Regions from separate parts of the Homo sapiens genome. Here region 1 is linked to region 2. Evidence: chromatin contacts called from ENCODE Hi-C or POLR2A ChIA-PET data. All regions are on one chromosome and are shown on one strand. Each heading gives the region's core, a stretch centred on a gene start or an enhancer-like site at or near the end of the contact. The rest is flanking DNA. Distances are from core to core; before and after follow the strand shown.

What was found. Hi-C counts contacts between places; a loop is a spot of excess contacts on that map. ChIA-PET counts read pairs that join two places held with the same protein, here RNA polymerase II (POLR2A). Pooled maps may share reads with other maps.
Region 1: a pooled map shows a loop between it and region 2 (13-fold over the local background). The contact joins the promoter of DTYMK here to the enhancer-like site in region 2. A Hi-C loop is called at or near these places in 7 of 50 pooled maps. POLR2A ChIA-PET finds 5 or more read pairs at or near these places in 3 of 52 experiments (HepG2, PC-9 and activated naive CD4-positive, alpha-beta T cell).

The regions. Positions count from the first base shown.
Region 1 is chr2:241,685,329-241,689,424 of GRCh38, reverse strand. DTYMK (deoxythymidylate kinase) reads left to right here and starts at 2,610. Exons shown (of 5, transcript NM_012145.4): 1 at 2,610-2,771; 2 at 3,548-3,656. The coding sequence starts at 2,642. It also overlaps a transcript of ING5 not described here. RefSeq lists silencers at 2,121-2,650, 2,401-2,663, 2,711-3,020.
Region 2 is chr2:241,216,002-241,220,017 of GRCh38, reverse strand. ANO7 (anoctamin 7) reads right to left here. Exons shown (of 25, transcript NM_001370694.2): 19 at 3,780-3,925; 20 at 2,127-2,332; 21 at 1,637-1,779. Among named protein-coding and RNA genes, the nearest start is that of ANO7, 29 kb to the right of the region's middle. RefSeq lists enhancers at 982-1,081, 3,189-3,720 and a silencer at 2,425-2,554. Within about 2 kb of position 2,322, at least 31 of the 41 ENCODE cell types and tissues checked have a DNase peak (open chromatin) inside an H3K27ac peak, as active enhancers do.

The sequences.
Region 1 (4,096 bases), core at 1,361-3,860, 470 kb before region 2:
AAGGAAGAAAGGGTAGGCCAGGTGCAGTGGTTCACGTCTGTAATCCCAGCACTTAGGGAGGCTGACGTGGGCGGATCACCCGAGGTCAGGAATTTGAGACCGGCCTGGCAAACATGGTGAAAACCCATCTCTACTAATACAAAAATTAGCTGGGCGTGGTGGCAGGTGCCTGTAATCTCAGCTACTTGGGAGGTTGATGCAGGAGAATAGGTTGAACCCGGGAAGTGGAGGTTGCAGTGAGCCAAGATCATGCCATTGCACTCCACTCTGGGCCACAAGACAGAAACTCCGTCTCAAAAAAAAAATTAAATTAAAAAATAAATTGGCCGGGCGCAGTGGCTCACGCCTGTAATCTCAGCACTTTGGGAGGCTGAGATGGGCGGATCATGAGGTCAGGAGATCGAGACCATCCTGGCTAACACGGTGAAACCCCGTCTCTACTAAAAAATACAAAAAAAATTAGCCGGGCATGATGGTGGGCACCTGTAGTCCCAGCTAGTGGGGAGGCTGAGGCAGGAGAATGGGATGAACTCGGGAGGTGGAGCTTGCAGTGAGCCAAGATTGCGCCACTGCACTCCAGCCTGGGCAACAGAGCAAGACTCCATCTCAAAAAAATAAAATAAAAATACAAAAATTAGCCGGGCGTGGTGGTGGGCGCCTGTAATCCCAGCTACTCAGGAGGCTGAGGCAGGAGAATAGCTTGAACCCGGGAGGTGGAGGGTGCAGTGAGCTGAGATCGCGCCACTGCACTCCAGCCTGGGGGACAGAGCAGGACTCCGTCTCAAATAAAATAAAAGCAATAAAAGTAAATTAAAAAGGAAGAAAGGGCATAACTGGTAATAACAATATAACCCATATCCTTCCAGAACCCCAAACTGAATTGGGGAGGCTTCAGTCTGGAAAACATAAAGCTACTCTAGGTATGCAATGATAATATAATCGCGAGCTTACACAAATGCTGGGAGTAAAGTCCGGGAAATTGTTGCCAATGACCTCAGCCCAAAGCACTGAAGTGGGTGGTGGTCTCAAGAGCTCATGGGGAAAAAACCAATGCAAACTCAACACTTAGAAAGCTACCAGCAATTTCTTGGTCTACATCAGAGGCAGGTGGTTCTGAAAACAGAACAGCTTTGAATTTCATCTATATTTCTGGCTGAGGGTGCCTCCCAAGAATAATCGCCTCGAAAGGTAAGAGTGCCTCGTCTGGTAGACTGTAATCCAGGGCTACACAGATGATTCTGGGAAATGCAGTTCCTACCATTTCTTCTGCTAAGCAGAGAAAGTGATGTCTAGCTGACAACTGACAATATGGCACATATAGATAGTAGTATTTTAGATATCTAAAATAACAAAAAGTCTCACCTGAGAAATGTCCAGGCAGCCTGATATCCCTAAGATAACAGCAAACACTACTGAGCGCTTTCTAGATACCGGGGACACTTCGCGGGACTTTTTCCACCTCTCTATGGCAGAGACAGTTTTTCCTATTATCATCATGACCCACATTTCAGAGGAGTTGGAGGCATGGAAAGAGGAAACAACTTGCCCGTTCCCTCTCCGTGCTATAATTTGTATACATCATCTTTTAAAACGGACTTTTCGGCCAGGCGCGGTGGCTCACGCCTGTAATCCCAGCACTCTGGGAGGCCGAGGCGGGCAGATCACGAGGTCAGATCAAGACCATCCTGGCTAACACGGTGAAACCCCGTCTCTACTAAAAATACAAAAAATTAGCCGGGCGTCGTGGCGGCCGCCTGCAGTCCCAGCTACTCGGGAGGCTGAGGCAGGAGAATCGCTTGAACCCGGGAGGCGGAGGTTGCAGTGAGCAGAGATCGCGCCACCGCACTCCAGCCTGGGTGACAGAGCGAGACTCTGTCTCAAACAAACAAAAACAACAAAAACACACACACGGACTTTCCAGAGCCCTGCAGTTTTGCGCTTCAGGGACAACAGTGAACATTTATCGATCCCATGGTTCTCCTACAATTGCCACGTGGCCAGCGTCTACACAGCCCCCCATCCTGCCCCTGCTGTCAAACACAGCGTTTCCAGAACGCAGTCGTGCTGGGCTCCAGGTGAGCTTTGGGAGGAGCCCCGGCTGAGCCCCTGCACTGGGCCCCGCGCTTCGGGAAGCATCTCGCTCGTTCGTCTCGCGCGCCGCGTGACCGGAGCCCTCACGCTGGCAGCGGGCACCGCAGGGCCCTGAGAGTCGGGCCCGCTGCGCGCAGCCAGGGGCCAACGAGAGCCGACGCTGGGCGGGCAGCGTCCGGGAGCCCCTCCGACCCTGCGCTCCCCTCGTCCGCGCCCTGACCCCGCGTCTCCGGCCGTCCAGCCCGCGCCGCGTCACCTCCCCTCCCGGAGCGAAGGGCCCTGCTCGCCCGAGGACGGAGGCCCGCACGGGACACGGGGCCCCAGTTTCCGCCCCGGAAGCCCAGGACACGGCTCCAGTGGCGGCGCGGCCCAGGGCGCAGGCGCGGGTGTCGGTCCCACCGCGCGTCGTCCTCGCCCCGGCCCCGGCCAATCCCTTCGAATTTGGCCGAGGCCGGGAAATACTAGCTAATCACGGCGCGCGCTGTTGACGCCGGCCAATGGGAGCTCCGGAAGGCTGCGTGGAGACGCCAGCGGCGGGCGGTGGACAGTCATGGCGGCCCGGCGCGGGGCTCTCATAGTGCTGGAGGGCGTGGACCGCGCCGGGAAGAGCACGCAGAGCCGCAAGCTGGTGGAAGCGCTGTGCGCCGCGGGCCACCGCGCCGAACTGCTCCGGTTCCCGGGTGGGTGCGCGCGGCGGGGGGTGCGCCGCGGCCTTCGGTGCCTCTGCCTTCCCAGGGGCTCTTTGCTCCGCTTCGTTGTCTGCGGCTGGCGTGCTGTGAACTGTGCGGTTTTTATTTTGAAAGACGGGCTTTCCCTGTGTCGCCCAGGCTGGAGTGCAGTGGCGCCATCTCGGCCCACGGCAGCCTGGACCTCCCGGGCTCAAGCGATCCTCCCGCCTCAGCCTCCCGGGTAGCCGGGAACATAGGCGCGCGCCACCGCGCCCGGTCCACGCTGCGTGTCTTTAAGTGCGGGGTATGGTGATGACTGACGTGTAAACCCGCGCGAAACCGTGGTGTCTCCCCCAAAAGTCTCCTCCAGCTCTTTTGTAATCCATGTCTCGTTTTTGTGGGTTTTTCTGGTGTTGTGTTTTGTTTGATGGCTGTTCGCGCTTTCAGGGGTTTTATAGCATATATTTAAAAGTTTTCAAGTGAAGCATTGACCTTAATCTTTGGCCACCCAGTCCACAAATTTTATAAATGCTTTCTTTGAAGTCTCTACTTTCTACCCGAGTTCTTTTTTCCTAAAGCATTTTTCATCCCAGCTTGTTTGCAGATTGCTGTTATTGCTCAGAGAAATTCCTTTGGCTTCCGCAGAAGATCCAAGCCTGTCTAGAGATTTAGTAAAGTAAAATTCAACGTGAGACTTGAGTCCGGGAGAAATTCAGTCCAAACTATATTGTAATATAGAGGGAAAGCCTGATCTCACTTGCATTTTGTGTGTTTCTCTTTTTTTCTAGAAAGATCAACTGAAATCGGCAAACTTCTGAGTTCCTACTTGCAAAAGAAAAGTGACGTGGAGGATCACTCGGTGCACCTGCTTTTTTCTGCAAATCGCTGGGAACAAGTGTAAAAACCATTGCACACTGCTCCCTCTGCCCTTGCCACTTTCCTTCCTCCTGAGATTCAGTGAACGCAGCACTCGATTCTGAATGACAGTGACAGTAGTGCTGGGCCTGATGTTCTTCTGTTTAGCAGTCCTGTGGGCAGAGGTGGTGAAGCGCCCTAGTTCCCAAAGGGCGCTAATGAATGCTGTTTCGTCCTCCTGCTCCCCACACCCCATAACTAATAGACTTCAGTTTTTCGGGTTTTTTTAGACGGAGTTCCGCTCTGTCGCCAGGCAGAGGTGTGATCTCGGCTCACTGCAACCTCCGCCTCCCAGGTTCAAGCGATTCTCCTGCGTCAGCCTCCCGAGTAGCTGGGACTACAGGCGCGCCCCAGCATGCTCAGCTAATTTTTGCAATTTTAATTTACTTTATTTTTAAATTTAATTTTTGTATTTTTAGTAG
Region 2 (4,016 bases), core at 1,073-3,572:
ACTCCATGTAACAATAATAAGATGGAGAGATTGCTGCTTACTAGGTGGTAAGGCATGTGAAGATCCTAGTCATACACAGAGAGAGGAAACAAAACTGAGTTCATTCAGGCTTTGTTAGGATAATATATAGTTTAGAACGTGTGCTAGCCGGGTGTGGTGGCTTGTGCCTGTAATCCCAGTGCTTTGGGAGGCCAGGGCATTGCTTGAGGCCAGGAGTTTGAGACTAGCCTGAGTAACATAACATAGTAAGACCCCATCTCTTTAAAGAAAAAAAAAAAAAAAAAAAGCCAGGCCTGGTGGCACACGCCTGTAGTTCTGGCTTCTCGGGAAGCTGAGGTGGGAGGATTGCTTGAGCCCAGGAAGTCTAGGGTGCAGTGAGCTATAATTGTGGCAGTGCATTCTAGAATGGGATACAGAGCAAGACCCAGTCTCTAAAAAAAAAGAAAAAAGAAAAGAATGTATGCTAAACATATGAGTAACCCCTAAAATAATAGAAATATATGCCATCGGTTCCAAATAAGCAAAAGAATAATAATAAAAAAAACAACCAGAACACTTTTACCCATCCACCAGAAGTCAGGAGAGGAGGAATAAAAAAGATAAAGAATAAAAGGAAAAAGTAAGTATCCATTATGAAGAGATCACAAGTATGAATTCGTACACAACTAAAAAGCTCAAAATACATAGAGCAAAAGCAAAACCTGAGAGAGACCGATATGAAAAGACTGATAACCCTATGGTTTCGTAATTTTACTGCTGAGATTTGCTCCAACATTAGGAGACTATGATGCTTTTCAAGTTTATTGAAACACATGCAAAACTTCATTGTAACCAGATCACAAAGGAAGTCTCCACAACTGCGGGTGAAGTACATCTACCTGCTCTGCAGGTTCTATTATGGTATGAGGCCACCACTTCTCCTGTTGTCCTTCCCAGTTTCTCCCCAACCTCCCCTTTTCCCTAGTTTATAAGACAGGAGAAAAGGAAGAAAGCAAAAAGCTGGAAAGAAACAGAAGATAAATAGCTAGATGACCTTGGCGCCACCACCTGGCCCTGGCGGTTAAAATAACAATAATATTAACCCCTGACCAAAACTACTGGTGTTATGTGTGAATTCCAGACGCTGTATGAGAAAGCACCGTAAAACTTTTTGTACCGTTAGCTGATGTATGTAGCCCACAGTCACGTTCCTCACGCTTACTTGATCTATTATGACTCTTTCACGTAGACCCTTAGAGTTGTAAGCCCTTCAAAGGGCTAAGAATTTCTTTTTCGGCGAGCTCCGCTCTGAAGACACGAGTCTGCCGACGCCCCCGGCCGAATAAAAAAACCTCTTCCTTCTTTAATCCGGTGTCTGAGGAGTTCTGTCTGCGACTCGTCCTGCTACACTATGACCAACTAGCAATTCACCTAGAATCCACGATTTGCCCTCCAGCCCCGCAAAGCTCCGTCCCTTACCGCGGGGAACCTCCCCCCAGCCCCTGCCCACGGCGCCCCCAGCTCCCCCCCTCCCCCGGCCTTGCCCGGCGGCGCCCGCCCCTCCCGGCTCCCCACCGCCGCACCCCCACCCCACCCGAGCCCCGCTCCGCCTCGTCCTCGTGCGCCCGCGGCCCCCTCCACCTGGCGCGGGGCTCACCTGCACGTGCGGTTGTGCGCGGCGGCGAAGGAGGACGGGGCTCGCGCCAGCGTGAAGTTGAGGAAGCCGCGCAGGTCGTGGGCGCGGGTCCACCGGTAGTAGGCGCGCGGCAGGAAGTCGGACGAGAAGGCCAGGAGGAAGGCCTGGGCGCCGGAGGGGTCAGCGCGAGGCGGCCCCCGCTCCGCCCCTGCGCGCCCCCGCTCCGCCCCTGCGCGCCCCCGCTGCCCCCCCGCCCCGCCCCTGCGCGCCCCCGCTCCGCCCCTGCGCGCCCCCGCTGCCCCCCCCGCCCCGCCCCTGCGCGCCCCCGCTGCCCCCCGCCCCTGCCCGCCCCCGCCGCCCCCCCGCCCCGCCCCTACGAGCCCCCGATGCCCCCAGCCCCGCCCCTGCGCGCCCCCGCTGCCCCCGGCCCGCCCCTGCGCGCCCCCGCTGCCCCCCCCGCCCCCGCCCCTGCGCGCCCCCGCCCCGCCCCGCGCTCCCGCCCGGGCCTCACGTTGCTGATGACCGCCAGGTGCGTGAGGCCCGCCAGGATGTGGAACCAGATGCCGATGTCCTGGGCGCGCTCGGCCACCGGGCGCCGGTACTCGCAGACGAACTTGCGCGCGTCCAAGCGGATCTCCACCCAGTTGTTGAGCAGGGCGAAGAGCGGCGCGAGCGGACAGGCGGCCACGAAGATGGTGACGAAGCCGAACTGCAGCACTGCGGGGAGGGGGTCACGGCCGGGCTCTCCGCCACCGTCCGCCCTCAGCCCTCGGAACGCGCCCCCCGCGGAGGACCGGCCAGTCCACGTGGTGCCGCCACCCCATCGCGGCTCATTCCGCCCCCACCTCCTGGTCTCCCTCGTCCTGGACCGCGCAGCGCCAGGGCCGCCTCTCCTGACCGGCCTCAGGCCGGCTGTCCTGCCCTGCGCTCCGTGCTTCTGGCTGGTCACGGGCCTTCTCCGGCTCGGTGAGCTCAGGAACTAACTCAGGGCAGGCGTTGGGGCAGAAACCTGCTCCTGATTTTACAACCAGCTTCTCCAGTCACCCCACAGGGGAGCTGTTAGGAGAGGGCTCTTTGGAAGGGGCTTCTGGGTCTTCGCCGAGAATTACTAGTGAGATCATTGGGGTCCAGGGTTCAGTGGAGGAGGGTCAGGGCGTCCACTCCTCGCCCTGGGAACTGGCCTGCTCCCTTTCCACAGATGCCGCGGCTACGCTGGGGAGCTCCGGGGCCTGCCGGCTCACATGCCCGCTTGCTAGGTTAAGAGCTGCCTGCCGGGCACAGTTTCTCACGCCTGTAATCCCCAGCACTTTGGGAGGCTGAGGCAGGTGGATCACCTGAGGTCAGGAGTTCGAGACCAGCCTGGCCAACACGGTGAAACTCCGCCTCTACTAAAAATACAAAATTAGCCGGGCGTGGTGGTGGGCGCCTGTAATCCCAGCTACTCGGGAGGCTGAGGCAGGAGAATTGCTTGAACCTGGGAGGTGGAGGTTGGAGTGAGCCGAGATGGCGCCACTGCACTCCAGCCTGGGCGACAGAGGGAGACTCCGTCTCAAAAAACAAAACAAAAACAAACAAACAAACTGCCTGATGATTCCTTCTCCCTTTTGTCAGCTCAGAGTCAGACCCTGCACTGCAGGGACGGCACAGGTGATACAGACCCACCCTCCAGAGTGCACCACCCGTGCAGGCAGTGAGCCCCTGGCACTGGCCACCACCTGGTAAGGTGACAGTGGTAGGTCTGCAAATAGCGTGGGCATTGAGATTTCTGGGAACATTGGCTCTCCAGGCCGCTGCCTCCCACTGTGGCTTCACCCTTGGAGGACTTCTGTCAGCCCCCAGGGCCTGCTCTCCTAATTCTTCCCTTGCTCTGGCCCATGCTTTCTAGGTCCAGGGACCCCAGGGGAGCTCTGCAACGGCCGCGGGGGCCTCCTCCCCGTGCCGGTGCCCCTCTGTCCTCAGCCAACCCTCTTGGGCACTCTCAGGGGAAAAGAATTCCTTTCTGGATTCTCCACAGGCCCGACCCTCTGTTCCCACCCCACCCCCACAGCACATTTCAGGGCAGATGCAGACACAGGAATGTCAGGCTGGGAGGCCCTTGAGCAGAGTGGCCACCCATCCCTGCCCACGGCGCCAGCCATTGCCGCAGCTGCTAACGGGCTCCTACCCATTTCCAGGTACTCGTCAAACAGACCCTCACAGGGCACAAGCTCATAGTCGTCCTCCCAGGGCCCCTGGCTAGCCCCTGCAGAAGCTCCCGCCTTCCTCTTCTTGGAGCGAAGCCGGAACTTCTGCCACCAGCCCTTTAGCTTCCTGGGGACGGGAATACAGGAAAATGGCCTTTGATCCAACATGGGTCTCAGTGGCTGCTATAGTCCTTGGGGGAGATGTGGCCGGGACAAGC